Regions from separate parts of the Homo sapiens genome. Here region 1 is linked to region 2. A link is a loop called in an ENCODE intact Hi-C map of the cell type or tissue named here. Cell type or tissue: heart right ventricle. All regions are shown on one strand. Each heading gives the region's core, and the rest is flanking DNA. Links, peaks and the distances in the headings are about the cores only. Region 1 holds the start of CDKN2A-AS1 (CDKN2A antisense RNA 1). Region 2 has its middle 64 kb from the start of CDKN2A-AS1.

The links. Peaks named below come from ENCODE experiments on the same cell type or tissue, not always from the same donor. Only the 100,000 strongest peaks of a DNase experiment are listed, where the experiment ranks them.
Region 1: it touches region 2 in a loop (2.5-fold over the local background); 5 of 110 quality-filtered maps call a loop at or near these places.

Annotation. Positions count from the first base shown.
Region 1 is chr9:21,955,841-21,971,003 of GRCh38, forward strand. It overlaps CDKN2A (cyclin dependent kinase inhibitor 2A), which reads right to left. Exons shown (of 3, transcript NM_000077.5): 2 at 15,062-15,163; 3 at 11,912-12,402. The coding sequence ends at 12,389. CDKN2A-AS1 (CDKN2A antisense RNA 1) reads left to right here and starts at 11,299. Exons shown (of 1, transcript NR_024274.1): 1 at 11,299-11,914. RefSeq lists enhancers at 3,949-4,093, 7,069-7,213, 13,052-13,965 and cis regulatory regions at 4,021, 7,139-7,141. In heart right ventricle, for the core only: a CTCF peak has its summit at 9,875; no DNase peak of the experiment used is centred there; H3K4me3 peaks cover 958 bases; H3K27me3 peaks cover 7,569 bases.
Region 2 is chr9:21,895,484-21,910,646 of GRCh38, forward strand. It overlaps a transcript of MTAP not described here. Among named protein-coding and RNA genes, the nearest start is that of CDKN2A-AS1, 64 kb to the right of the region's middle. In heart right ventricle, for the core only: no CTCF peak of the experiment used is centred there; no DNase peak of the experiment used is centred there.

The DNA.
Region 1 (15,163 bases), core at 5,708-13,707, 61 kb after region 2:
TGAAAATGTCAATTGATATTCATTTGAGAGTTACTCTCATTTGTTAATTGCAACCATAGGTTAACTAAAGATACAAGAGTTTGGCTAAATCAGTGAGAACATTGTATGAGAATAAGTTCATTATACAGAATAGAGAATATTATATATTTTATTATTATTTGTAAGTTTTGTATTACATATCCTTTATGTCAGTAAAATTTATAATAAACATGTACATATTTATTTTTTGCAGTTTGTTATTAAACAGTTACTAGCAAATTGCTATGTACACACATTCCTTATCAAAAATGTGGGAATTATTTGCAACATAAATGAGAACATATGAGGTTATACGTAGTAGGTACAATCTTAAAGAGACAAACCACAAGTATGATTGATACTTCCACTAGACATCTTGTCAAGAGAATTATATTCCCAAATAAGTATCACCAAAAATTTTGTTGAAACTAGACCTTTCCACAAGCTATGGGCTCCTATAAATACATATTTTTACCAGAGTTTCTTCATCTAATTAGGTTTTTAAATTGTGGTAAGAATAAGATACAGATAAATGAATTAGATGCAGCCTGGCCAATATGGTGAAACCCCATCTCTACTAAAAATACAAAAATTAGCTGGGTGTGGTGGCAGACGCCTGTAATCCCAGCTACTCGGGAGGCTGAGGCAGAAGAATTGCTGGGAGCCGGGAGGCAGAGGTTGCAGTGAGCTGAGATTGCGCCACTGCACTCCAGCCTGGGCGACAGAGCGAGACTCCAACTCTTAAAAAAAAAAAAAAACAAATCAATTAGATGTATTAATTAGGAATCTGCTATGAACTGAATTGTGTTCCCCCAAGATTTACATGTTGAAGCGCTAACCTCCAATGTGGCAATATTTACAGATCGGGCCTTTAAAGAGGTAATTGAGGCTACAAGAGGTTGTAAGGGTGGAGCCCTAATCCAGTAGAACTGGAGTCTTTACAAGAGGAAGACACACCAAAGGTGCATGGGCACAGAGAAAAGGCCATGTAAGGACACAGTGGGAAGGGGCCATCTACAAGCCAATGAGAGAGGCCTCAGGAGAAACCAAATCTGTCAACATCAACATCTTGATCTTGTACTTCCAGCCTCCAGACTATGAAAAAACAACTATTGTTTGAGCCGCCCTGTCTGTGGTATACCATGTACCATGGTGTTTGTAGGGAAGCCCTAGTAAACTAAAACAAAATCTTAGATTGTAAGTAATAGAAATCAACTGTAGGTAGATTATAGCAGAAAGAGGACAGAAATGCAGGTAAAAGTTACAACTGGAAACTGCAGTGCTATAGGAAGCCCAAGATGTTCTCTTTTTCTGTATCTCCTCTCTGCTATAGCCTATCTATTTTATTCTGAACATCTTTATTCCACACATCTTTATTCCACAGCTATACTGTCCAATATGATAGTCACAAGGAACATGCGGCTTTTTAAATTTAATAAAATTCAGTTCTTCAGTCACATTAAAGATATTGCAAATATTAAATAGCTACATATGGCTACTGTGTTGGACACTGTAGATATAGCACACCTCCATCATTGTAGATAGTTCTTTTGGACAGCACTGGATTATAGGATTACCAGAGATCAAGGTAAACTTCCCTTGAAGTTGAAGGTAAACTTCCATTTAACCATTAGGACACCTCAGCTGTATCACTCCCTTTTAAGGCCTATATTTAGTTTTGAATTTATAATTTTTTATCATTTTTCTTAGGGACTGATATCACCAGTGACCTCTAGGGAAAGGATTAGTAGTGAGGAGAAACATTATTTTGTATTGTTTGAATGTAAATACATCCATGTACAAACTGCATAATATTTTTTAAGGTATTGGAGTTTTGTATTGCTCATCATTGTATCCAAACACCCAGTATAGTACCTTAACAGGTAATGTTAGGAAGTCGAAGAGATGGACATACGGTTAATGCTAAATCCTGTGATGGTGAGAAGATGCTCTGGTTATGCCTAATTCTTTCTGCTTCAAGCCCAGCTAGGTCTGGGAATTGCTTGGGGAAACTGGAAGCCTGAACCAGAGGACTGTGTGCATGTGTGCATGCGTGCGTGCGTGTGTGTGTACTGGTAGGTAATAAATAACTACTGTGTATCTGACACTATGGTAGTTTATACTTTTTATGTCTACTCTAAACAACAACACTACAAAGTAGTCACCCTTGTACCCATTTTATAAATGAGGAAACTAAGACTAACTCATTTATCCTGGTGTGTTCTTTTTTCTTTTCCTGTTAGTGCAATTTGACAGTTACACAATTGTTACTAAATAGAATGTAGCCAGTTCTAGAGAAACTTCATTCTACCAGTGTTTATTTTATTATTTTATTTTTTATTAGATAATTCATACTCTTGGATCAAAAACTGGTAGCAAATTGTATTTAGCACGAAGTAAATCTTCCTTCACACACTACCCTCAGGCAACCGTCAACAACTTCTTGTGTGTCTTTACAGAAATATTTTATGTGTATACAACACATATACGAATATTTCTAAAATTTAATTTGGAGTATTTTACATACTCCAAATCTTTTTTTTCACTTGACAATATATCTTGAAAATCATTATATATTACTAGATCTGCTGAATTTCTTTTAATAGCTATATGTTATTTGTTGTAGGAAAGCCTCAAAATTTATTCAAATCCCTACTCATTTATGATTGTTGTTTCATATCTTTTGTTATTACAAAGCTTCAGTGACCATTCCTATAAATAGGCCATTTTGCACATGTGGAAATATATCTGCAGAATAAATTTCTAGAGGTAGAGTTGCTGAGTCAAATTTAAAGGCAAAGAGTCTTTAAACTCTTCATAGATATTGCTAATTTTTATCCATAGATGTTATACAAATATACTTCCCCTCAGCAATGTTTATCCATACCCTTTCCAATACTAAGGGAACCCTTTCTTGTACAAGAGAAAAAGAAAGAAAGAAAAATCAATCTAATTTGCTTATAGGCACCTAAAGATTTTTTTTTTTTTGGCCTTGCCCAGAAGTTATGCATTTCAGTGAACCCTACCCTCACCATCCCCATTTCCTGGAATAATATTAATACTACTTTCCAACTGAAACTCTGAGATCACATTCTTTCTTTTCTATTTTATATAATACTGGCCTACTTTATATATGACTGGGATGGAGGTTGTTCATTCTGCTCATCTGTGTATTATGCAAATTTGCCTCCAAGCAGATTGGCCTCTTGCAACCCTGGTGAGAGGTGACAGCATGCTGGCAGTCCTCAGAGCCCTCGCTTGCACCTCCCCTGCCTGGGCTCCCACTTTGGCGGCATTTGAGGAGCCCTTCAGCCCCCACCTGCACTGTGGGAGCCCCTTTCTGGGCTGGCCAAGGCTGGAGCCCACTCCCTCAGCTTGCAGGGAGGTGTGGAGGGAGAGGCGCGAGCGGGAACCGGGGCTGCGTGCGGCGCTTGCGGGCCAGCTGGAGTTCCGGGTGGGCGTGGGCTTGGCGGCCCCGCACTCAGAGCAGCCAGCCAGCCCCGCTGGCCCCGAGGAATGAGGGACTTAGCACCCGGGCCAGTGGCTGCGGAGAGTGTACTGGATCCCCCAGCAGTGCCGGCCCACCGGCGCTGTGCTCGATTTCTCGCCGGGCCTTAGCTGCCTTCCCGCGGGGCAGGGCTTGGGACCTGCAGCCCGCCATGCCTGAGCCTCCCACCCACTCCATGGGCTCCTGTGCTGCCCGAGCCTCCCCGACGAGCACCACCCCCTGCTCCACGGCGCCCAGTCCCAACGACCACCCAAGGGCTGACGAATGCGAGCGCACGGCGCAGGACTGGCAGGCAGCTCCACCTGCAGCCCTGGTGCAGGATCCACTAGGTGAAGCCAGCTGGGCTCCTGAGTCTGGTGGGGACGTGGAGAACCTTTGTATCTAGTTCAGGGATTGTAAACGCACCAATCAGCGCCCTGACAAAACAGGCCACTGGGCTCTACCAATCAGCAGGATGTGGGTGGGGCCAGATAAGAGAATAAAAGCAGGCTGCCGGAGGCAGCATTGGCAACCCACTCGGGTCCCCTTCTGCACCGTGGAAGTTTTGTTCTTTCACTCTTTGCAATAAATCTTGCTACTGCTCACTCTTTGGGTCCACGCCGCTTTTATGAGCTGTAACACTCAGTGCGAAGATCTGCAGCTTCACTCCTGAGCCCAGCGAGACCACGAGCCCATGGAGAGGAACAAACAACTCCAGACGCGCTGCGTTAAGAGCTGTAACATTCACCGCGAAGGTCTGCAGCTTCACTCCTGAGCCAGCGAGACCAGGAACCCACCAGAAAGAAGAAGCTCCGAACACATCTGAACATCAGAAGGGAGAGACTCCAGACGCGTCATCTTAAGAGCTGTAACACTCACGGCGAAGGTCTGCAGCTTCACTCCTGAGCCAACGAGACCACGAACCCACCAGAAGGAAGAAACTCCGAACACATCTGAACATCAGAAGGGACAGACTCCAGACGCACCACCTTAAGAGCTGTAACACTCACCGCGAGGGTCCGCGGCTTCATTCTTGAAGTCAGTGAGACCAAGAACCCACCAATTCCGGACACACTGGGTCACTTTCTGACTGCACTTTCTTGAAGTATTCGTCTTTGGTCCTGTGGTAGTACCCAGTGGACAACCTCACTTGCCTGTAAACTACTTCCTTGAGGTATTTTCCCTAACAACGTGAAATACATTCCATTTCTCTGCTTGCTCTTTTCATGACTCTCATTTCAATGGTCCTTAGAAAACACTTTTTTTGATTATTATTCAGCTTTGTAATACTTATTTCTTCAGTTCCCCATCCATAAAGTCTTTGATTTAGAGGTCAAATCTGTTTTGCTTTACTATTCCTATCTAAAGCTTGAAAGTATGGTAATTAATAAAAACATTCCACATGTTAAATTAGCTTTAATGTTAGCTTTAAAAGAAGATAGCAGTTAATCAGTCTTGATGACGTAGAGGTTGACAGGTAGAAGGATCCTAAAATTTAATTCCTGGGCTGCTAACTTCAAATCTCATCTGTATCAACAGTTTTCTCACTTAAGTCATTAACATCGAAAATTATTTTATTAAATGATTTATAATTGGGAGAGTACTATTTCTCTTTCTCCCCACCTCCAGTTATGAGAAGATACTTATTCCCAGCTTTTTCTGGGTAGAGCTATTCAATTTTTTTTTTTTTTTTTTTTTTTTTTTTTTTTTTTTTTTTGAGATGGAGTTTCACTCTTGTTACCTAGGCTGGAGTGCAATGCTGCAAAATCTGCTCACTGCAACCTCCACCTCCCAGGTTCAAGCGAGTCTCCTGCCTCAGCTTCTGGGGTAGCTGAGATTACAGGTAAGTGCCCCCACGCCCAGCTAATTTTTGTATTTTTAGAAGAGATGGGGTTTCACCATATTAGTCAGGCTGATCTCGAACTCCTGACCTCATGTGATCCACCCGCTTCTGCCTTCCAAAGTGCTGGGATTGCAGGCGTGAACCACCGCATCCAGCCCAATTTGTTTTTTAAATCTTTTTGGCACTCTACCAAATCACGAAGGCTCTTCTTAGTTAGGGGAACAGAAGGGATTTAGTCTTAATAAATTTTTCTCCATGCCATGGGGAAGACTCTCTCAGAAGGTAGCATCTAGAACAGAACATTGAAAAGTTTATAAACAACACCAGTACTTCATACTTTTGTTTTATCTTCCCTTTGAGATAGACGTTTAGTCCTTTACTGTTATTACCTAGCACAATATCTGGCACACAGTAGGTGGCCACTGATTATTTCTTGAATGAAGTAAGGAATGAGAATATTACCTACAGAGTTAGAGCTCTGCGCATTACTTCCTTCCAGATTTCATACATCTTTTTTTAGTAATGAATGCAAACAGGCTCTGGGGCAGCTACATTATCCTTCTGAATCAAGACAGGGATTTCGCAATGCTTATTTTCAATTTCTTCAGAAATGCCTTAAAGATATTAATGGAGGTAACAACTTAATCTCAAATAGTAATCCATAGACAGAATATGTAACAGCAATGTTCTCTGATCTGTTCTTTGGCTTCTATTCCCTAGAGAAATAGTTCTCTAAGACCAAACAGTCTATAGATAGAATTGTAGCAACAGTCAATTATGATGTTAGCTATTTGAGAGACGGTTGAGAATTCAGAAAAAACTACTGAAATGTTGTAAGACAACTCACTCAAAGAACAGTTCAAATAGTGGAAAAGGGAAATGATGATGTATCCATTTATTTTGTTCTATTTTTTCCAATTTCATAGGATAGCAAATGCTGCCCATTTATTTATTTTTTTATTTTTCATAAGTTATTGGGGTACAGGTGGTGTTTGGTTACATGAGTAAGTTCTTTAGTGGTGACTTGTGAGATATGGGTTCACCCTTCACCTGAGTAGGATACACTGAACCATATTTGTAGTCTTTTATCCCTCGCCCCCTCCATCTCTTCCCCGTAAGTCTCCAAAGTCCATTGTATCATTCTTATGCCTTTGCATTCTCATAGCTTAGCTCCCACATATCAGTGAGAACATACAATGCTTGGTTTTCCATTCCTGAGGTAGTTCACTTAGAATAGTAGTCTCCATTCTCATCCAGGCCACTGCAAATGCTGTTAATTCATTCCTTTTCATGGCTGTGTAGTATTCCATTATATATATATATATATACCACAGTTTCTTTATACACTCATTGATTGATGGGCTTTTGGGTTAGTTGCACGATTTTGCTATTGTGAATTGTGCTGCTATAAACATGCGTATGCAAGTATCTTTTCCAAATAATGATTCCTTTTCCTTTGGGTAGAAACCCAGTAGTGGGATTGCTGGATCAAATGGTAGTTCTACTTTTAGTTCTTTAAGGAATCTCCACACTGTTTTCCATAGTAGCTGTACTTGTTTACATTCCCACCAGTGGTGTAAAGGTGTTCCCTGCTCACCACACCCATGCCAACATCTACTGTTTTTTGATTTTTTGATTATGGCCATTCTTGCAGGAGTATAGCATTGTGGTTTTGATTTGCATTTCTCTGATCATTAGTGATGTTGAGCATTTTTTCATGTTTGTTGGTCAGTTGTATATCTTCTTTTGAGAATTGTCTTTTCATGTCCTTAGCCCACTTTTTGATGAAATTGTTTGTTTTTTTTTCTTACAGATTTGTTTGAGTTCATTGTAGATTCTGGATATCAGTCCTTTGTCAGACGCATAGATTGTGAAGGTTTTCTCCCACTCTGTGGGTTGTCTATTTACTCTGCTGACTGTTCCTTTTGCTGTGGAAAAACTCTTTAGTTTAACTGGGTCCCAGCTACGTACCTTTGATTTTATTGCATTTGCATTTTGGTTCTTGGTCATGAAATCCTTGCCTAGTCAATGTCTAGAAGGGTTTTTCCAATGTTATCGTCTAGAATTTTTATAGTTTCAGGTCTTAGGTTTAAGTCCTTAATCCATCTTGAGTTGATTTTTGTATAAGGTGAGAGATGAGGATCCAGTTTCATTCTCCTATTATGTGGCTAGCCAATTATCCCAGCAACATTTGTTTAAAAGGGTGTCCTTTCCCCGTTTTATATTTTTGTTCGCTGTGTCAAAGATCAGTTGGCTGTAAGTATTTGGGTTTATTTCTGAGTTCTCTGTTCTGTTCCATCAGTCTATGTGCCTATTTTTATACTAGTACATGCTGTTTTGGTGACTGTGCCTTTATAGTATAGTTTGAAAGCAGGTAGCATGATGCCTCCACATTTGTTCTTTTTGCTTAGTCTTACTTTGGCTGTGCAGGCTCTTTTTTGGTTTCATATGAATTTTAGAATTGTTTTTTCTAATTCTGTGAAGAATGATGGTGGTATTTTGATGGGGATTGCATTGAATTTGTAGATTTTTTTGGCGGTATGGTCATTTTCACAATATTGATTCTGCTCATCCATGAGCATGGGATATGTTTCCATTTGTATGTTGTCTATTATTTGTTTCAGCAGTGTTTTGTAGTTTTTCTTGTAGAGGTCTTTTGACTCCCTGGTAAGGCATATTCCTAAGTATTTGATTTGATTTGATTTTTTTTTTTTTTTTTTTGCCGCTACTGTAAAAGGGGTTAAGTTCTTGATTTGATTTTCTGCTTGGTCGCTGTTTGTGTATAGAAGAGCTACTGATTTGTATACACTAATCTTGTATCCAGAAACTTTGCTGAATTCTTTTATCAATTCTAGTAGCTTTCTGGAGGAGTCCTTAGGGTTTTCAAGGTAAACGATCATATCATCAGCAAACAGTGACAGTTTGACTTCCTTTTTACTGATTTGGATACCCTTTTTATTTTTCTCTCTCATCTGATTGCTCTGGCTAGAACTTCCAGTACTATGTTGAAGAGGAGTGGTGAGAGTGGGCATCCTTGTTCCAGTTTTCAGAGGAAATGCTTTCAACTTTTCCCATTCAGTATTATGTTGGCTGTGGGTTTTCATAGATGGCTTTTATTACATTAAGGTATGTCCCTTGTATGCCAATTTTGCTGAGAGTTTTAATCATAACAGGATGCTGAATTTTGTCAAATGCTTTTTCTGCATCTATTGAGATGATCATGTGATGTTTTGTTTTTAATTCTGTTTTCGTGGTGTATCACATATGTTAAATCATCCCTACATTCCTGGTATGAAACCCACTTGATCATGTCATGGTGGATTATTTTTTGATATGTTGTTGGATTCTGTTAGCTAGTATTTTGTTAAGGATTTTAGCATCAATGCCCAACAAGGATATCAATCTGTAGTTTTTAAATGTGCTTTTCTGGACCGGCACGGTGGCTAAGGCCTGTAATCCCAACACTTTGGGAGGTCGAGGAGGGCGGACCACTTGAGGTCAGGAGTTCGAGATCAGCCTGGCCAAAATGGTGAAAATCCGTCTCTACTAAAAAGGTGTTGTGGCGGGCGCCTGTAATCTCAGCTACTGAGGAGGCTGAGGCAGGAGAATCGCTTGCACCCGGGAGGCGGAGGTTGCAGTGAGCCGAGATCGCACCACTGCACTCCAGCCTGGGCGACAGAGAAAGACTCCGTCTCAAAAAAAAAAAAAAAAAAAAAAAAGTTGTTTTCTGCTATTTCCTGAACTTTATTACGTAAATGAGACACGTGAGATCTGGAAGGAGGTGGAGGTGAAGACCCTCCCACCTGGCCTGCATCCAGAGTACTTGGGGTGTGGCACTGGCGTGGGCCCCAGGAAGGATCCCAGCCAGTTTTGGTGCTGGAGGCCCGGCCAAAGGAAGGGCTGCTCTCCCGTCCCGCGGGCTCCGAGGTCGCCGCACCCGGGCGCGCCTGGGCCTCGTCACCCGCGCTCGTGACGCGTGCTTACAAAGGAAACTTTTACAGGTTTCGGTGGGCAGGGCCTTTTATTGCCCTTCTGCTCCACAGCCCCCGTGCTTAATCGGTTGGTTGGGAGGTTTCTTTCGTCCGTGGTTTTGGAAAGTCCCCGCCTCCAAACCGCAGTCCCGCAGTCAGTTCTGCAGCCTCAGGGCCTCGAACAGCCATGCTTAGAATCCGTCCTTCTTTCCTGCTCCATCTACCCTTCCCCTCTGGCTTCTTTTTTTTCACTGGAGAAAGCCCACCCGAGTCTCTCAGCCTGCTTCGGAGGTTACTGCGGCCTCCTCCACGGGTAGTTCTGGGACCCGGGTCTAGTCCGCGGTTCCGGAGCAGGTCCCTCCCTGGAGTCGTCAGGCCCAGTATGCGTGTGCTCAGTGTGCTCGGGAAACACGCGTGGGCTTTAACAGCAGATCTCCATAAAAGGGTCCCGGAGATAGCCTCTGCCTGGCCCGAGGCCCAGTGCCTCAAAGCGGACGCCTTTGCGCTCCCGGAGGTGCTCACACCACAGCGGAGCCTGCTGGCGAGTGGAGCGTAGGACTGCGAACCAGCAATCTCCCGAGAAGCGGCGAGGGGGAGGGGAATGTCTGTGAATCGGTTATCCCTCCCACCCCCAGCAGAAGTCGGGGAAATGGGGGTGGAAGGGGGAAAAAGGGAGAGAACAGGAGTGGGGTTGAGGAAGGGTAAGGAGGAAGGTGAGCTTCCTACAGCTGCGGGGGAAGGTGGAGAAAATTTTCAGGGGGACAGCTGAGTGGTAGAGCTAGCGAGCTTCAGAGAAATGTTGACAGACAGATGCCCAGAAAGTGAGGATGCCGGGCATGGGCACTGCGTACCAGGCACAGGAGATATATGGAGGCAGGAAATTGGCACATCATAAGCATTTGACCATCCTGCCCTAAAACAAAACAAATTGAACAACAACAACAACAAAAGATAATAGCAAAAGTGGCACAGTAGTGAGCTCGCAGGGCCCATTCCTATATAGAAACACAGAAAAATAAGCAAAAGCTGCCAGAATTGACTTCGTGGGAACTCTGGGAAACAGTAAGAAAGTTTTACAGCAACCAAGTGAGTGCTGAACCAAGGCAAAGGTAACTGAAACGCAATGATAGAGAAGAGGGGCAGGGAAGTGTTGGGTAGACAAAGGCGGGTCCCTGGTAAGGGCCCTCCCCTGGGCCTGTGCCCACTGGACCTAGGTGAGGACAGGCACTCCTTCCTTCACGCCCAAATGTTGCATATCCCAAGACCACCCTGTCCCGCCACGCCCCCATCCTTTGCCTATGAAAACCCTGAGACCCTAGCAGGCAGACACACAAGCGGCTCTATGTCCAGAGGAACTCATCGGAGGAACTGGACGTGGAGCGGGGCACCCCAGCGGAAGGGAGCACGCCAGTGGAAGAGCACACTGACAGACCATAGGAGTCAGTCTGTTATATTATCATAGTATAATATTATAAAATTATTATAATACAATAAAAATATAAAAATATAAATAATGTAATAAATATGGATAAAAATAATAATTACATATTTATATTTATATGAGAACACTATGAATAATTTTAAGCCAAAAAACAACTCGATGTTCATCACTGGATGAGTAGACGAGCAATTTCCAGTATATTCATACAATGGAATATGATTCAGCCATAAAATGAAATGAGGTACTGATACATGCTGCAGCAGGAATGAACCCCCAAAACACTACACTTGGTGAAAGAAGCCAGACACGGAAGGTCACATATTGTATGATCCCATTTATAAGAAATATTCAGAATAGGTAAATCCATAGAGACAAAAGGAGTTTTGTAGTTGCCAGGAGTTGGAGGCAAGAAGAGTTTAACAGGTATGCTTAATGGGGCCTCCTATGCAGTTGACGAAAATGTTTTGGGCTAGATAGGAGTGATGGTTGCATAACATTGTACTAAATGCCACTGAATTCTACTCTTTAAAATTTTTAGTTTTATGTTATGTGGCGTGTACCCTAAAAAAAAAAATAGAGGTGCAGTGCTCCAGCACGGGATGAGGCAGCGTGGACAGGAGCATCTCCCAACCTCAGTGAAGTCTGAGCCGCGTGCCTGCAACAATCCCACTGTGGCAGAGAACCGCAGAGTTCCTTCCGGTTTGGCAGCAGTCATTCGCAACCTCACAGCCCTCTGGAACCCCAGCCTGGGGGTCTCAGAACGCCGAGGCGGGGACTGGGAGCCGAGTCGGATTCCGAGACTATGGGCCAGGGTTGGCTGGATTCAGTTACCTGGCTGAGGCCTGGTGAGCAAAATATCCCAAACCTCGCGTGATCTGGAAGGGGAAGCCGGATAAATACGGATCTCCAGATGTGCCAGTCTCGAGTCTATCGATATGAGGTCCCCCTAGAGTTTCTATTCATCATTTTAACCGCATTTCATCGATCTTGAGACACGGCTTTTGATATTTTATCACCTCAAGATAAATAGTGTTAGATGTCTAATAGCAGCGTTTTTCTAAGAGATACATGAAACAACAGTGTCAGAAACGATGCTGTCTTCCATGCGATGAAATTGTTGTAATAGGTGCTCAATAAATGTTGACAATAAATGAGTGAATGAATGAAAATTATTTTATTTTTATTTGAGCTTTGGTTCTGCCATTTGCTAGCAGTGTGACTCAAGAGAAGCCAGTAACCCCCCTGAGCTTCCCTAGTTCACAAAATGCTTGTCATGAAGTCGACAGCTTCCGGAGGCTGCGAGGCTCGCAAGAAATGCCCACATGAATGTGCGCTTAGGGCGTGAGTGCTCACTCCAGAAAACTCCAACACAGTGAAAAGGCAGAAGCGGTGTTTTTCTTTTTTACATTTTTATAAGAATATATAAAAAATGATATAAATGGACATTTACGGTAGTGGGGGAAGGCATATATCTACGTTAAAAGGCAGGACATTTTTAAAAGCTCTATTTTCTAAATGAAAACTACGAAAGCGGGGTGGGTTGTGGCGGGGGCAGTTGTGGCCCTGTAGGACCTTCGGTGACTGATGATCTAAGTTTCCCGAGGTTTCTCAGAGCCTCTCTGGTTCTTTCAATCGGGGATGTCTGCAGAGGGCAGAAAGAAAACAGGCGTTAGAAACCTGAGGTCAAAGATGTGTGGCACATCCCGCCCTCCTCTCTTGCCGTCCCTACCGGCATTGAAATACTTATGGATAAAGTTCTCGCAATGGCTTCACGTGCATGTACCCGCCGCCACCGCTCTCCCACACCTCCCTGGTCCAGCAGCTAGTCCACTGCCCGCCTGGCTGCTCCAGGCGCGCCGACCGCTCAAGCGCTCCAGGTCCACCCGGCGGAGGGCAGAGAAAGCGCGACCGCGCGGCCCGCAGGGTTGCAAGAAGAAAACGAGTGTTATATAATGAGTCTCAGTGGTTGCTCACAATGCCAGGCGCGAAGGCGTGAAGATGTGGCCTTTCCCTTCCCGCATCCCCAGGCATCTTTTGCACCTGGTGCGGAGTGAGCCAGCCAGCTTGCGATAACCAAAGGGCGCCTCAGGCTCTGGCGCTCCTCGGCGGAATCCCGTAGCTTCCCTACGCATGCCTGCTTCTACAAACCCACAAATGGTTTCCGATCATTTCTGAAACAAAATGGATGCTCATTTATTCATGTGCTCTGGCTTCTGCCTTCCTCTCTAATCTCGTTGCGTATGGGCTCCAGCTCGCCGTTCGGTTCTCCCGAGGCAGCATTTACACTTGAGAGTCTCAAGATTATTTTATTCCTGAGGGAGCATTTGCACTTGAAAGTCTCTTTTTACGTTTATTCCTGAGGCAGCATTTGCACTTGAGTTTCTTTCTCCCGTAGCTTGCATTAGATTCTCCGACCACTCTTTAGCTTCTCCTCCTATTCACACTTCATATTTACCCATTGCATTGGTTTTATAAACTCGCTCTCTGAAAATAGATTGTTATCTTCCTTAACGTCTGTTTCCCAGGTCGGGCAAGATAGCTTGGGACTGTAATCCCAGTACTTTAGGAGGAGGAGGGGGGATGATCGCTTGAGCCCAGATAACATGGTGAGACCTTCGTCTCTATTAAACAAACAAACAAACCCAGGCGTCGTGGCGTGCACCTGTGGTCCCAGCTAGTCGGGAGGCTCAGGTGGGAGAACCCCTTGAGCCAGGGAGTTTGAGGCTGCAGTGAGCTGTGATCGCGCCACTGCACTCCAGGTTGGGCAACAGATCGACTCTGTCTCCAAATGTAAACCCCATGAGGGCAAGACTCTTGTTTGGTCTCATTCACCTTGGCGTGCCCACCACCTAGAACAGGGCTGATCACGCAGTAGAATCTAACCATATAATTAATTGTGCTTGAAGAGGGGGTGTTGGGGAGTAAGAGAAGGAAGGGAGGAGGGAAGAAATGAAAGACTTGTGTGTTTGGATTAAATATATTAGGTTTGGTTAAGAGTCGTTCAGTTTATTCATTTGCTTGTGGCCCAATTCAGTAGTTTTACTCCCTCTCCCACTTGGCTCCTCAGGCTTTTTGCTCAGCCCTGGAACCGCGCTGTAATTGGCAGCTCCTTCTAAATCGGGACCCGGATGCTAGCTGTAACTGGAGCCGAAGTCTCCTTCTTCACCTCCCGGGACCTGGATGCTAGCTGTAACTGGAGGGAATTGGCGGGGGGGAGGGGAGGAGGGGCCGAGTAAAGAAGAACTTCGCGTCTTTAACTTCGAAGGTGATTTTGCGTTCTGTATTTACAGCATCTCCAAGCAGAGGGCTTAGAGCTAACTCTTCACCCTGTCCTCCCCAGCTCCCCTATGGCCCAAGGAGCCCAATGCCCCCGTTCTGGGCCAAAATAAGATGGATTTCATAATCTTCAAGGTCATGTTTTACCTTAAATATTCGTGTTAATTCCCGTGTACTGTTTCATATATCTATTTTGTTTCAAAAAAAAATGTTCCTCCCCCCAGAAACAATTGAGTAATGTTGGCAGTTTCAGCAGACAGCTGTGGGAGTAGGGAACTGGGGCCATGGAATGGGGGCGGAGGGAGGATGCTTTGAGATCACAAAAAGGAAAGGCAAGGGCAAGGAGGACCATAATTCTACCTTCATCGCTCAGCGATCTCTTGCACAAGTTTAAGAGGGAAAGGAGCCAACTCCGGTGCACAGACTGCCAGGGTCAGCGAAGTCTTGGTCCTGATGTCCCCAGAACCCCCTGGGGCAGCTCTGGAAAACTCTACCGCATAAAGCGGAGGGTCAGATTAGCTGAGGAGGGTCAGATTAGTTGAGTTGTGCAGAAGAGCCGAGATCGAGAGATCTCCAGATGATGCCACGCACAATTGGGTTTGGAAATCCTGAGGTTGGTCCAGCCAGCTTGGTATGCAAATGAGGAAACAGACCTGGTAAGTGGATGCAACTGGCCCTAGTTTGGAGGAAGAGGGGGCACTAGACCTCTAGCCTCTTGAGTCTTCATTGCTCCGCAGTCTAGGCCTTGAACTAGCAGAGGGTAGGTGTTTGGGTGGTGGTATGCTTTGGGAAGTATAATGTACAAAATGGGCTTTCACGTGCGCAAGTCCATTTCGGGATTATTTCCCATTTGCCGCCCTGGCGGGGCAGGGCGATAGGGAGACTCAGGCCGTCCCACCGATTGGCGCGTGAGCTGAGGCAAGACCGGAGACTGGTCTCCCGGGCTGAACTTTCTGTGCTGGAAAATGAATGCTCTGAGCTTTGGAAGCTCTCAGGGTACAAATTCTCAGATCATCAGTCCTCACCTGAGGGACCTTCCGCGGCATCTATGCGGGCATGGTTACTGCCTCTGGTGCCCCCCGCAGCCGCGCGCAGGTACCGTGCGACATCGCGATGGCCCAGCTCCT
Region 2 (15,163 bases), core at 4,700-12,699:
TGGGTGCAGCCCACAGAGCAGGGCCGGGCATCACCTCACCCGGGAAATGCCAGGGGTCGGGAATTCCCTTTCCTAGCAAGGGGAAGTTGTGACAGATGGTACCTGGAAAACTGGGACACTCCCACCCTAATACTGTGCTTTTCCAATGACCTTGGCAAACGGCACACTAGGAGGTTATATCCCATGCCTAGCTCAGAGGGTCCCACACCCACAGAGCCTCGCTCACTGCTAGCACGGCAGTCTGAGATGGAACTGCAAGGCGGCAGCGAGGCTGGGGGAGGGGTGTCTGCCATTGCTGAGGCTTGAGTAGGTAAACAAAGCGGCCAGGAAGCTCCAACTGGGTGGAGCCCACCACAGCTCAAGGAGGCTTGCCTGCCTCTGTAGATTCCACCTCTGGGAATTGAACTCAGCTCTGCACCAAGCGGACCTAATAGACATCTACAGAACTCTCCACCCCAAATCAACAGAATATACATTCTTCTCAGCACCACACTGCACCTATTCCAAAATTGACCACATAGTTGGAAGTAAAGCACTCCTCAGCAAATGTAAAAGAACAGAAATTATAACAAACTGTCTCTCAGACCACAGTGCAATCAAACTAGAACTCAGGATTAAGAAACGCACCCAAAACTGCTCAACTACATGGAAACTGAACAACCTGCTCCTGAATGACTATTGGGTCCATAACGAAAGGAAGGCAGAAATAAAGATGTCCTTTGAAACCAATGAGAAAAAAGACACAACATACCAGAATCTCTGGTACACATTTAAAGCAATAAATGCCCACAAGAGAAAGCAGGAAAGATCTAAAATTGACACCCTAACATCACAATTAAAAGAACTAGAGAAGCAAGAGCAAACACATTCAAAAGCTAGCAGAAGGCAAGAAATAACTAAGATCAGAGCAACTAAAGGAGATAAAGACACCAAAAAACCCTTCAAGAAATCAATGAATCCAGGAGCTGGTTTTTTGAAAAGATCAAAAAAATTGATAGACCACTAGCAAGACTAATAAAGAAGAAAAGAGAGAAGATTCAATTAGATGCAATAAAAAATGATAAAGGGGATATCACCATCGATCCCACAGAAAAACAAACTACCATCAGAGATACTATAAACACCTCTATGCAAATAAACTAGAAAATCTAGAAATGGATAAATTCCTGGATACATACACCCTCCCAAGACTAAACCAGGAAGAAGTTGAATCCCTGAATAGACCAATAACAGGTTCTGAAATTGAGGCAATAATTAACACCCTACCAACCAAAAAACTCCAGGAACAGATGGATTCACAGCCGAATTCTACCAGAAGTACAAAGAGGAGCTGGTACCATTCCTTCTGAAACTATTCCAATCAATAGAAAAAGAGGGAATCCTCCCTAACTCACTTTATGAGGCCAGCATCATCCTGATACCAAAGCCTGGCAGAGACACAACAAAAAAAGAATTTTAAACCAATATCCCTGATGAACATCGATGCCAAAATCCTCAATAAAATACTGCCAAACCGAATCCAGCAGCACATCAAAAAGCTTATCCACCATGATCAAGTGGGCTTCATCCCTGGGATGCAAGGCTGGTTCAACATATGCAAATCAATAAACGTAATCCATTATATAAACAGAACCAAAGACAAAAACTACATGATTATCTCAATAGATGCAGAAAAGGCCTTTGACAAAATTCAGCAGCCCTTCATGCTAAAAACTCTCCATAAGCTAGGTATTGATGGGATGTATCTCAAAATGATAAGAGCTATTTATGACAAACCCACAGCCAATATCATACTGAATGGGCAAAAACTGGAAGCATTCCCTTTGAAAACTGGCACAAAACAGGGATGCCCTCTCCCACCACCCCTATTCAACATAGTGTTGGAAGTTCTAGCCAGGGCAATCAGGCAAGAGAAAGAAATAAAGGGTATCCAATGAGGAAAAGAGGAAGTCAAATTGTCCCTGTTTGCAGATGACATGATTGTATATTTAGAAAACCCCATTGTCTCAGCCCAAAATCTCCTTAAGCTGATAAGTAACTTCAGCAAAGTCTCAGGATACAAAATCAATGTGAAAACATCACAAGCATTCTTATACACCAATAACAGACAAACAGAGAGCCAAATCATGAGTGAACTCCCATTCACAATTGCTTCAAAGAGAATAAAATAGCTGGGAATCCAGCTTACAAGGGATGTGAAGGACCTCTTCAAGAAGAACTAGAAACCACTGCTCAATGAAATAAAAGAGGACACAAACAAATAGAAGAACATTTCATGCTCATGGATAGGAAGAATCAATATCATGAAAATGGCCATACTGCCCACAGTAATTTATAGATTCAATGCCATCCCCATCAAGCTACCAATGCCTTTCTTCACAGAATTGGAAAAAACTACTTTAAAGGTCATATGGAACCAAAAAAGAGCCCGCATTGCCAAGTCAATCCTAAGCCAAAAGAACAAAGCTGGAGGCATCACACTACCTGACTTCAAACTATACTACAAGGCTACAGTAACCAAAACAGCATGGTACTGGTACCAAAACAGAGATATAGACCAATGGAACAGAATAGAGCCCGTGGAAATAATACCACACATCTACAACCATCTGATCTTTGACAAACCTGACAAAAACAAGAAATGGGGAAAGGATTCCCTATTTAATAAATGATGCTGGGAAAACTGGCTAGCCATATGTAGAAAGCTGAACCTGGATCCCTTCCTTACACCTTATGCAAAAATTAATTCAAGGTGGATTAAAGACTTAAACGTTAGACCTAAAACCATAAAAACCCTAGATGAAAACCTAGGCAATACCATTCAGGACACAGGCATGGGCAAGGACTTCATGACTACAACACCAAAAGCAATGGCAACAAAAGCCAAAATTGACAAATAGGATCTAATTAAACTAAAGAGCTTCTGCATAGCAAAAGAAACTACTATCAGAGTGAACAGGCAATCTATGGAATGGGAGAAAATTTTTACAATCTACCCATTTGACAAAGGGCTAATATCCAGAATCTACAAAGAACTTAAACAAATTTACAAGAAAAAATCAAACAATGCCATCAAAAATTGGGCAAAGGATATGAACAGGCCCTTTTCAAAAGAATACATTTATGCAGCCAACAGACACATGAAAAAATGTTCATCATCACTGGCCATCAGAGAAATGCAAATCAAAATTACAATGAGATACCATCTCACACCAGTTAGAATGGCGATCATTAAAAAGTCAGGAAACAACAGGTGCTGGAGAGGATGTGGAGAAATAGGAACACTTTTACACTGTTGGTGGGACTGTAAACTAGTTCAACCATTGTGGAAGACAATGTGGCGATTCCTCAAGGATCTAGAACTAGAAATACCATCTGACCCAGCCATCCCATTACTGGGTATATACCCAAAGGATTATAAATCATGCTGTTATAAAGACACATGCACATGTATGTTTATTGTGGCACTATTCACAATAGCAAAGACTTGGAACCAACTTAAATGTCCATCAACAATAGACCTGATAAAGAAAATGTGGCACATATACACCATGGAATACTATGCAGCCATAAAAAAGGATGAGTTCATGTCCTTTGTAGGGACATGGATGAAGCTGGAAACCATCATTCTCAGCAAACTATCCCAAGGACAGAAAACCAAACACTGCATGTTCTCACTCATAGGTGAGAATTGAATAATGAGAACACCTGGACACAGGAAGGGGAACATCACACACCGGGGCCTGTTGTGGGGTGGGGGGAGGGGGGAGGGATAGCATTAGAAGATATACCTAATGTAAATGACAAGTTAACGGGTGCAGCACACCAACATGGCACATGTATACATATGTAACAAACTTGCACGTTGTGCATATGTACCGCATAACTTAAAGTACAATAATGGAAGGAAGGAAGGAGAAGGGGAAGGGGAAGGGGAAGGAGGGGAGGGAAGGAAGGAAAGGAAAGGAAGGAAGGAAAAGAAAGAACTGCCCAAGATTGGGTAATTTATAAAGGAGAGAGGTTCAGTTGACTCACAGTTCAGCATGGCTGGGGAGGCCTCAGGAAACTTACAGTCATGGTGGAAGGTGAACGGGAAGCAAGACACCTTCTTTACAGGGTGGCAGGACAGAGTGAGTGCAAGCAGGGTACATGCCAGATGCTTATAAAACCATCAGATCTTGTGAGACTCACTCATTGTCATGAGAACAACATGGGGAAACCACCCCCATCCAATTATCTCCACCTGGTCCCGCCCTTGACACGTGGGTATTATGCAGATTACAATTCAAGGTGAGATTTGGATGGGAACACAGAGCCAAACCATATCAGTACTGGTACAAAAACAGAAACACAAATCAATGGAACAGAGTAGAGAACCCAGAAATAAAGCTGCACACCTACAATCATCTGATCTTTGACAAAGTTGACAAAAACAAGCAATGGGGAAAGGACTCCCTATTCAATAAATGGTGCTGGGATAACTGGCTAGCCATATACAGAAGACTGAAACTGGACCCCTTCCTTATACCATATACAAAAATCAACTCAGGATGCATTAAACACTTAAATGTAAAACCTAGAACTATAAAAACCCTAGAAGAAAACCTAGGAAATACCATTCTAGACATAGGCCTTGGCAAATATATCATCAGGAAGACTCCAAAAGCAATTGCAACAAGAACAAAAATTGACAAGTGGGACCTAATTAAACTAAAGATCTTCTGCACAGCAAAAGAAACTATAAACAGATTAAACAGACAACCTACAGAATGGGAGAAAATATTTGTAAGCTATGCAACTGACTCTAATATCCAGAATCTATAAGGAACTTAAACAAATTAACAAGGAAAAAAATTTAAAAATGGGCAAACGAAATGAACAGACACTTTTCCAAAGAAGATGTACATGCAGCCAACAAGCATATGACAAAAATGCTCAACATCACTAATAATTAAACAAATACAAATCAAAGCCACAATGAAATACCATATCACACCAGTCAGAATGGCTACTATTAAAAAGCCAAAAATATCAGAAGCTGGTGAGATTGCAGGGAAAATGGGACACTAATACACTGCTGGTGGGAATGTAAATTAGTTCAGCCACTGTGGAAAGCGGTTTGGAGATTTCTCAAAGGATTTAAAAACAAAACTACCATTCAACCCAGCAATCCCATTACTGGGTATATACCCAAACGAATATAAACTGTTCAACCATAAAGACTCATGCATGCTTATGTTCATCACAGCACTATTCACAATAGCAAAGACATGGAATCAACCTTGATGCCCATCAACAGTGGACTGGGTAAAGAAAAAGAGGTAAATATACATCACGCAATACTATGCAGCCATGAGAAAGAACAAAATAATGTCTTTTGCAGCAGCATGGATGTAGCTGGAGACTATTATCCTAAGTAAACTAACGCAAGAACAGAAAACCAAATACCTCATATTCTCACTTATAAGTAGAAGCTAAACACTGAGTACACATGAACACAAAGAAGGGAACAACTGATGCCAAGGCCCACCTAAGGATGCAGAGTGAGAGGAGAGTTAGGATTGAAAAACTACCTCTTAGGTACTATGCTTATTACCTGGGTGATGGAATAATCTGTATACCAAACTCCATGACATACAGTTTACCATTGTAACACACCTGCACAGGCATCCCTAAAACAAAACTTGTAAAGAAAATACCAAAATACACATTGACAAAAGAAAAAGAAGATACTAAAGACAACCTAAATAAAGAGAGGTCTTCATAGATGGAAAGGCTCAATGTTACAAAAATGTTAGTTCTCCTTAATATAAACTATCCAATACAATTCCAGTTTAAAAAATTGAAGAGTTGAGCCTTTTAAATTTTTTTAGTATTCATAACAAAAACAATTTTAAGTTTAATAGCACAGGAGGAAAAGTAATGAAGCTTGAAAATTAAAAGGGATACAGAATCCTAATGACACTTTGATTGACTATCTCATAAAGAATCAGACATCAGGCACAGAAAATTGCCACATTTTAGATTCTTGGCTACTTGCATTTTGCTAGTTTTTCATATGATTATTAACTATAAAACCTATAAACGAGCTTTTATTAGGAATCAAAGAAAGGGAATAAAGGACTAGGGAGGATACCTCAACCTCCTTTGCCAGGTGTATGGAGTTTTTAAAAAAGGTTAGTAGCAGCTATAAGGGCAAAGGAAAACAACTGAGTCTCAGGGGTTTGCCACAAGGAGGAAATGAGGTTATGAGGAACCCACATGGGCCTGGAGAAGCTTGTGACATTTTCTCATAGGCTATTTACAGCCAATGCCATCACAATACAAATAAATTTAAAACAGTGAAGAAAAACAGAAGTAAGCTAGTTTTACTGATTGTAGAGATTACTCTGTGTGCTATGATCAAGTTCCAAATTTGTTTGAGTTTTCTAGCTGCTAGAAATAACAAAAAGGAAAATATGACAAATGTTACAGTGTTCAAAAGTAGAAATGAGGCAACATGTTAAGTCCACATGAAATCCCTAAGTAGAATGTATGAGAAATAGCTTTCAGTCTGGGTTCCTACAGGCAAGGAACAGGTGCCATCTCCAGCTGAGTCAAGCAAAAGAGTAATTCGCTAAACGATATTGCAATAGCTCACAAAATCTACTAGGAAGAACTGAAGTAGAGGCTCAAGGCTAAGCCACTAGGAAAGACACACTGAAGCATGTTTTAGAATTGGTCTGGAGATAAAACAGCTTCCTCCAGTTCCACAGATACTACCATTTCCACCTGCTAAGCTAGTGTCCCTTCAAACCCTTGTTTCCTGTAGCTCATGAGTCAGATCCCATCTGGTAGCATTTAGTTCAGAGTCTTAAGTCGCATGCCTATGCCCTACCTGCAAAAGAGGAAGGAAAAGTAAGCATCTGGTATTTTTAGCTCCTATAATGGATCATCCACACTTAGCACATGTCTGTAATACTATGAATTCCCCAAACATAAAAACTAGTTATACTGGTACACAACCAAAACAACATGACAAATGTGACAATAACCATACACCATCCACTTTCAAGTTTTCTACATAACCAGTGAAGTCAATCCTTAGAGGGACTTAAATTAAGATTACAAATTGTTACTTGTTCCCTTATGAACTTTCTGACCTAAGTATTCTCAATCCAATAATGTAGTTATAATCCTGCATTTATTTACTGTTTTCATCAGGGTTTTTAATACATCCATATATGTAACTTTCTTGGATCAATTTAACTTGGTCTAGGTTATTCTTGGATCTACCAGAACAGAACCCAGAATGCCTGGAGGTGTGGATAGAATAGAAAATCTCTTTTATTACCTTTAAGGGCTGTTAAACAAAACTGAATTCACCAGTTACAAAAGCAAATGATTAAGGTAAGAACAGAAATATCAACACATTATGCTTGTTTACTTTAAAATGAAACTATCTTCTATATAAATAAAAACTGAAATTCCCACCAAAATGTAAAGAATTTAAAAGGTAAATTGTAAACATTATAAAAAGGCATTGTGGAAAAGATGAATTCAACTAAATGTGCAGCTATCTGAAAATGAGGCTGTGTTGTCTTCTCCTTAAGTATAGTGATTACAAATGAGGAAGGAGGATTGGAGGATTTCCGGCTGCTTTCTGTAGCATTGAATGGGGCCTGCTTTGTTAGATGACTTCAATTGCAGGATATTTCAGAAGGTGGATACATGGACTATACTATATTTAGACTCCAGCTGCCAGTGAGTCTGGGGGAGGCATACTTAGGCTTGCTGCAAAACGACGATCCATGGCTTTCGTGAACAAGTTATCCTGAAATATATGACAAAAGATTTTTTTTTAAAAATCTTCAGGCCCAACTCAGAAACATCCTTTACTGATAATATGCAAAGGAGAATTTCCAGAAGAAAATGCTTCTGGATAGAGGAGATGGAAAATATTGAACAGAGTTGTTGGGAGAAGAAAGTCCTTTTCAACTTCTCACATTGCTGCCATCTGTCCTAGAGACACTCTGAGCTACCCCCATAACATCATTAAAACCACTTCTCTGGGGGTCTTGCTCTGTTGAACCCAGGCACTGTATGAGTCATTTCCTGAAAATATTGAACAGACTCATTGGGAGAAGACAATCCTTTTCAGCTTCTCACATTGCTGCTCCTGTTCCAGAGACACTCTGAGCTACCCTTATAATGAAATGCGAAAAGTTCCCTTGTCACTCTCAAAGGGCATGCGATGAGGGAGTGGCTCGCTGCTGCTCAAACCTCTAGGGAAGCATACAGATGGGCAGGTTGCGGAGCTCCGACCCCATGGCAGTGTCTAGGGGTGAATATTTACAGCTCCTGAAGCCCTAGTGGGCATGAGTTACAGGGTGCTCTTTTAGTTTAGCTGTCTGTAGGCGGCTTGTGTTAGCTCAAGTAGACCCCCTTTCTTATCACAAGGACAGAGGATTTCTGTATCCCGGGTTCTTGCCTTGATGTACTGGAAGAATCACACGTGGACTTGGAGAATTAGTGCAAGGTTTTATTAAGTAGAAGTAGCTCTCAGCAGATGGGGGAGCCAGAAAGGAGAATGGTTTTCCCCTTGGGTCAGGCCACTCGGCAGCCTGGGCGGCCTGGGCTGTCCTCCGACTGCCCTGGCCAAACTCCAAGGCGTTCTGCTGGTCAGTGGCCTGCCAGTGTGCTGGTGCCTGCTGATGTGCTCCTCTCAACATCCAGCTGCCTGTGTGTTCCTCTGCTGATGTGGTCCTCTCCACGTTCAGCCGCCTGTGTATCTGCCTGCGAGGGTGTCAGGCACAGGATTAGAGGTATGGCAGGCCAGGGTGGTCTTGGGAAATGCAACATTTGCGCAGGAAAACAAAAATGCCTGTCCTCGCCCAGGTCATTGGGGTGGAGCCCTAGCCAGGGACCACGACCTCCTCCTCTACCCAGCATTTCCCTTCCCCACTTCCGTATCATTTAAAGGGACCATGCTCTTCCCTTCCCAGCACTCCCATATCAATAGTATCATCAAAAACCACTTCTCTGCTGGTCGTACTCTGTTGAACACAGACACTGTATAAGTCACTTTCTACCACCAATCCAGACAGGCCTCAGTCATTGTTGAACAGCATGAACAAATTATCATGACTCACTAAAAAGAAAAATATATCAGCCAGTATGAAACAGAGAAAACAGGGCAAAAAGAGATTTATCTGACTCATGAGATTGTTTTAGTTGTTGTTGCTGATTAGTAAGGTTTTTTAACACCAAATTTTTCAGCATATAATTGTCTCGATCTACTTAGAACATCATTAAAGTCAACATAATTTGTCCAGGGATTGTAATTTTATGGTGGAAAATGTCCAAAATTGCTTATAGCTATTATCATTAAGTTTTTACCTACTCATTATTCCTTAGTGAATATGAAATGGGAGAAGTGTTCTCTTATCCTTCTCACAGGGTATGTGACGGGGTGTGGCTCACTTCTTTGGTATCCCGCTGCTCAAACCTCTAGGGGGAGCATTTTTGGGGCTCCAACTCCATGGCAGTGTCTAGAGTTGTTTACAGCTCCTAAAGCCCCAGTGGGCGTGTGTTACAGTGTGCTCTTTTAGTTTTGCCATCTGCAGGCAGCTTGTGTTAATCAGCTCAATTAGACCCTCCACCTTATTGCAAGGACAGAGGGTTTTCTGTATCCTGGGTTCCTTCCCTAGTGTATTGGAAAAATCAGATCACACGTGGGCTTGGAGAATGAGTGCATGAGTGCAAGGTTTTATTGAGTCGTGGAAGTAGCTCTCAGCAGATGGGTGGTGAGCCAGAAGGGGAATGGAGTGTCTTAGCGTCCAGTTGCCTGTGTGTGTGCCCGCTAGGGTTTCGGGGGTTTTTACAGGCACAGGATGGGGGGCGTGGCATTTCCCTGCCCCCCTCCCTGTATCAAATAGACTGCAGTTTAAACATAAGGCAATAAATTAAAACCAGCATAAATTGAAAAAAAGTTTAAATTAGTTATGTTTCTCCCCTGCAAACTTAAAAAACACACACACATAAAATCACTGTCTTTTCCAGGAACATGGAAGACTAGAAAATATAAAATTTTTTCACTACAGGAGGTTAGAAATGCTGGACAAAATGTAGCAAACACTGTGTTAAGTGCATAGGTGAGAGTTCAGGAAAGTGAAATAATTCCCAAGTGACCCAAAACAAGAGGGAACTGAAAAACAGCACTAAGAGAGAAAGAAGGAGCTTCTGTTACTAGGAATCAAGATTTGGGTTATACCTGCTGCTCCCTGATGGAGACAAGACTTTCTGAGACTAAGAAAATAAGGACTCAGAATTGAAATCCCTACACAGAACCAGATCATTTGGAGAGCTATACAATGATGGCAAGGAGATCCTAGAAAATACTGCAAAGGGAGATGACAACACTTATATTACCATAGTGGCTTTGGGTGGGGAGAAATATTTTGTGTAAAAGGCAGCTTTCAAGTGGGTTTGGTATTTATTTTAGTTACATGGTATGAGTACCTTCAAGCTGAGAAATTAACTGAATAACTGGTTACAAATTGGCAGTATTTTTGTGAGGCCAGAAAGAAACAAACAGAAGCAAAACATTTCTAAAGAATTCACCTAAAACCCAGACTACACAAGATTTCTATAGGTAAAACACTTCTTAAAATGAACTTGTCTTCCAAAATACAAAACTCAAGAAGGAACAATCTTCCACGCACAAATGTTAGCAGAAGAAGAGATAGAATTATCAGCTCAAATTTCCAAATAAGGATAAGATGTCAAAGCAGGAAATGAAAACGGGATAAAAGAAAATATGTATATATGTTTTTAAAATATACTTTAGAAAACAAAGTAGAATTGAAGACGTGAAAAAAAACATTAAAAATAAAAATCATTGAAAGGGTTAAACGTCAGACTGAACACAACTGAAGAGAGAATTTGTTAACTGGATAATGGATTTGAAGAAGTTACCCAGAATGCACGAGAGGAGAGAGGAGGAGAGCAGAGAGGGGAGAGAGGAGGAGAGCAGAGAGGAGAGAGAAGATGCAAGAGGACTGAAGGGCTGACATAAAATCTACTAAGAGGGCCAGACAGAAAGAACAGAGAAAATGGAGGATTAGTGGGCAATATTTGAAGGAAATTCAATGAATGAAAATCTTTGCCAAATTATAGAAACACTTAAATACTTAGATTTAGAAAAGAAAGTAAGTTCCAAGCTGGAGGAATGAAATTAATTTAGCTTAAATTAAAAGCAACTAAAGATAAAATGATAATGATTATCTATAAAAGAACATTTATTGGTATAACAGCAATTATTTATGTCAGTAGCAGTAATACAGATATAAATTAATGGAAACAATTACCAGAATATAGAGTAAAACATGCCCTTTGATTTTAAAAATAAATGCTTTTTGCCAAGAAAAAAGATGGAATCATCTCCTGTCAAAGAATGCTTGGCAGTAATTCAGTAAATTAACAGAATGTCCTGGAAACTGAAAGATGAACCCAGTAATTCTAAACTGTATGTCATAGTTATTTTCCACCAACTAAGGGTATATGATTGTATGAAGGAATGTGGTTGGGTTAAGGGAGGTGAGTGGGTATGCTTATTGAAGAAATAGCATGTGATGACAAAGCACAATCCCAGATGTTGAAGTCATTTCATCTAGAGTTTGGATATTTAGACTATGTGAACCCGGTGGTGGTCAGTAGTGTTTAACTTATATTAGGTTCTAATGCACTAACCTGTAAAGGCTGTGACATAATGCTCTTAGTGATTAAATAGTTTGTATATAAGGCTAGGCGCGATGGCTTTTGCCTATAACCCCAGCACTTTGGGAGGCCAAGGCAGGCCGAGGTGGGCAGATTGCTTGAGCTCAGGAGTTCAAGACCAGCCTAGCCAACATGGCAACAACCCATCTCTACAAAAACCTACAAAAATTAGCTGGGCATGATGGCAGGTGCTGTAGTCTCAGCTACTCAGGAGGCTGAAGCGAGAGGATGGCTTGAGCCTGGGAGGCTGAGGTTGCAGTGAGCTAAGATAGCACCACTGCACTGCAGCCTGTGTGAAAGAGTCAGAGCCTGTCTCAAAAACAACAACAAAAAAAATTATTTGTATGTAATAAACCAAAGCTAGCAATGTGTTTCACATACTTTCCTTAAATTTCAGGGATATCCTTTCTCATAAATAATACCTGTGTGGGTGTTTTTTTTTTACTACAAAAGTAATTCCTGGTGGTCATAGAAAATCTGAAAGACATATATAAGTCACAAGAAAAAATTTTAAATTTCCTTTACTCTTACCACCCAGAGAAAATATTGGTCAGCCTTTTAGGACATTTTAAGTTGATTTTAATTTTTTTAATTCAACTTTGTATTTCAAGATAATTGCTAACATGCAAGTCTCAAATAATAGACTGATCTTGGGCACCCTTTACCCAGTTTCTCCCAATGGTAACATCTTTAGTACCTTTAGTATAGAAAAACTATAGTACATTCAATGGTAGGCTGTCACAGAAAAAAAAGGAAAAGAAAAGCTATAGTACAATATCACAGCCATGATATTAACATTGATATAGTCAAGATACAGAACATTTCATTCACCACAAGGATCCCTGAAGTTGTTCTTTGATAGTCACACTCACTTTCCTTCTTCCCTCACTCCTTCCTTAATCCTGGTAACCACTGATTCTTTCTCCATGTCTATACTTTCATCATTTCAATAATGTTATATAAAATGGAATCATACAGTATGTAACATTTTGGGATTGACTTTTTTGTTTAGCATAACTCTGTGGAGATTCACCTAGATTGTTGCCTGTATCAATATTTTTATTCCATTCTATTGCTAAATAGTGTTGTATGGTATGGATATGTGTAACCATTCACTTGTTGGAGGACATTTGTGTGTTTCCAGTTTTTGATTACGGTAAGTAAAGTTGCTATAAATATTCATGTTCAGGTTTTTTGTGTTAAATGTGTTAATTTCTATGAGATAAATGCCCAGAAGTGAAATTGCTGGGTCATATGGTAGTTGCATGTTTAGTTTCTTAACAAGCTCCAACTTCATATCATTACATTTGAAGTAAGTTTCTTATATAGTAGATCATGTTTTTAAATCCGCTCTGACAATCTCTGTCTTTTAATTTGTGTAGTTAGAATAGTGTTATGACTTAACACTGACATTTTTTGTTGTTTTCCTCTATTTGTTTTCTCTAGTTTTTGTTTTAGTTTTCCTTTTCTTGCTTCCCTACAGGTTACTTGAATATTTTAAAACTTTATTTTAATTTAGGTACAGTGTTTTTGAGCATATGTCTTTGTATAGCTTTTTTAGTGATATTAAATTATACTTGATATTACATTATATATACATAACTTATCACAGTCTATTGTGTCATTATTTTGAATGAAATATGGAAGTCTCATCTCTTTATATTCCCTTCCCCTTCCCCATTTATAGTATAATTATTATAACTATTTCCTGCCCATATATTTGGAACCACATCAATCAGTGTTATAACTTTTGCTTAATCTGGTAAACATAACAACAAAATTTAAGAAGAAAAGGAAAACTAATTACATTTATGCATATTTTTGTGTACTATCTTTATTCCTTCTTGCTGTTTTGAGGCTCCTTCTTTCATCATTCCTTTTCTGTTTAGAAAAATTCCTTTAGCCTAAAAGGAGTAGGTCTGCTAGTGACAAATTATCTTAGTTTCCCTTTAACTGAGAATGTCTTAATTTTCCCTTCAGTTCTGAAGTATATTTTTACTGGGTATAGGATTCTGGGTTGACAATTCTTTTCTTTTAGCATTTAAAAAAAATATTGTGCCACTTCCTTCCTGCCGTGAATAAGACATTTATATTGCTGATGTTAAGGAATAAGAGAAATATCCAATGTTGAAAGAGAGTGCAAGAGAATGTATATAGTCCATATAGAATTAAATCTGTGTCATGGTGGGGTACTCTATAATGGTTTTGCTGTTCAGTATAGAGCTTGGGCATTCTCAAATTTAATCTTCATGCATTAAGCTATTCAAAACCAACTACAAACATGCTTGATATGTAGTGTGTTATATTTCTAAGGCATATATTTACCTTGTGGTGTTATGAATTTGTTGTGTAAGAGGCATACTAAGCTAATAAGTAAGCCTAGATGCCCATTCAGTGTAGAATCTATGTGGCCTGAAAAGGGAGAGAAAGATTAATGGTAAGTATTAAAATAACTGTGCTAAGCATAAAAATAGCTAACATTCATTTAACACTTTCCATGTGCCAGATAGTATGGCATTCATTTAACAGGTGTTAACTATTTTTATTCTCACAATACATTGTTTGAGGCAGATAATACTAATTTCCCCACTTTATAGATGAGAAAACTAAAGCTCGGGATGTTATGTAACTTGCCCAAGCCACACATAATAACAGTGGCATAACCAGAATTCAGAATTTAAATCCATACAGTCTGTCTTTGATTCCATGCTGTCTATCCTGTTTAACTTTTACATGACAAAGATATCTTTTACAGCATTAAATTGCACCAGGGAACTCTAACCCATCTGGCCCGGGTCAGAAAAGGGACAAAATGTCAACTTTTAAGTATTCAAAAATGGTATTTGTTTCTTTCATTTATTCATTTGCTATGTAGCAATCACCATTGTATAATATCTCCATAAGAAGATATTGTTTGAAAGGAAATCCATCATTTATTAAAAATATGTATAAAACACTTACAATGGGCCAGGCATTGTTCTAAGTAGATAAGATACATAAATTACCAAAACACACAAAGATTCACACCATTAAAGAGTTTGTATCTTAGCATGAGGGAGGAAGAAAATAAACAATAGCTAAAAAAAAAGAAATAAATTATATAGTATATTTGAAAGTGAAGATGAAAAAAATAAAACTAGTGTAGGTAAGTGTGATCATCAGAGAAGCAAGCAACATTAAATGGGGTGGTCACTATTGGAAGATGACATATGATGATGAGAGAATTTGTCTTTGAGGAAGATTCCAGCTAGAGAAGACAATTCTATATCCCTAAATTGGGAAAGCACATGCATGCCTGAAGACTGGCAAGAGGGCTAGTGTATGGAAGTAAATGATCCCGTGAAAGAGTAGTAGGAAATAAAGTAAAAGAGACATGTATAATCATGAAAATCACTGAAAGGTTTGG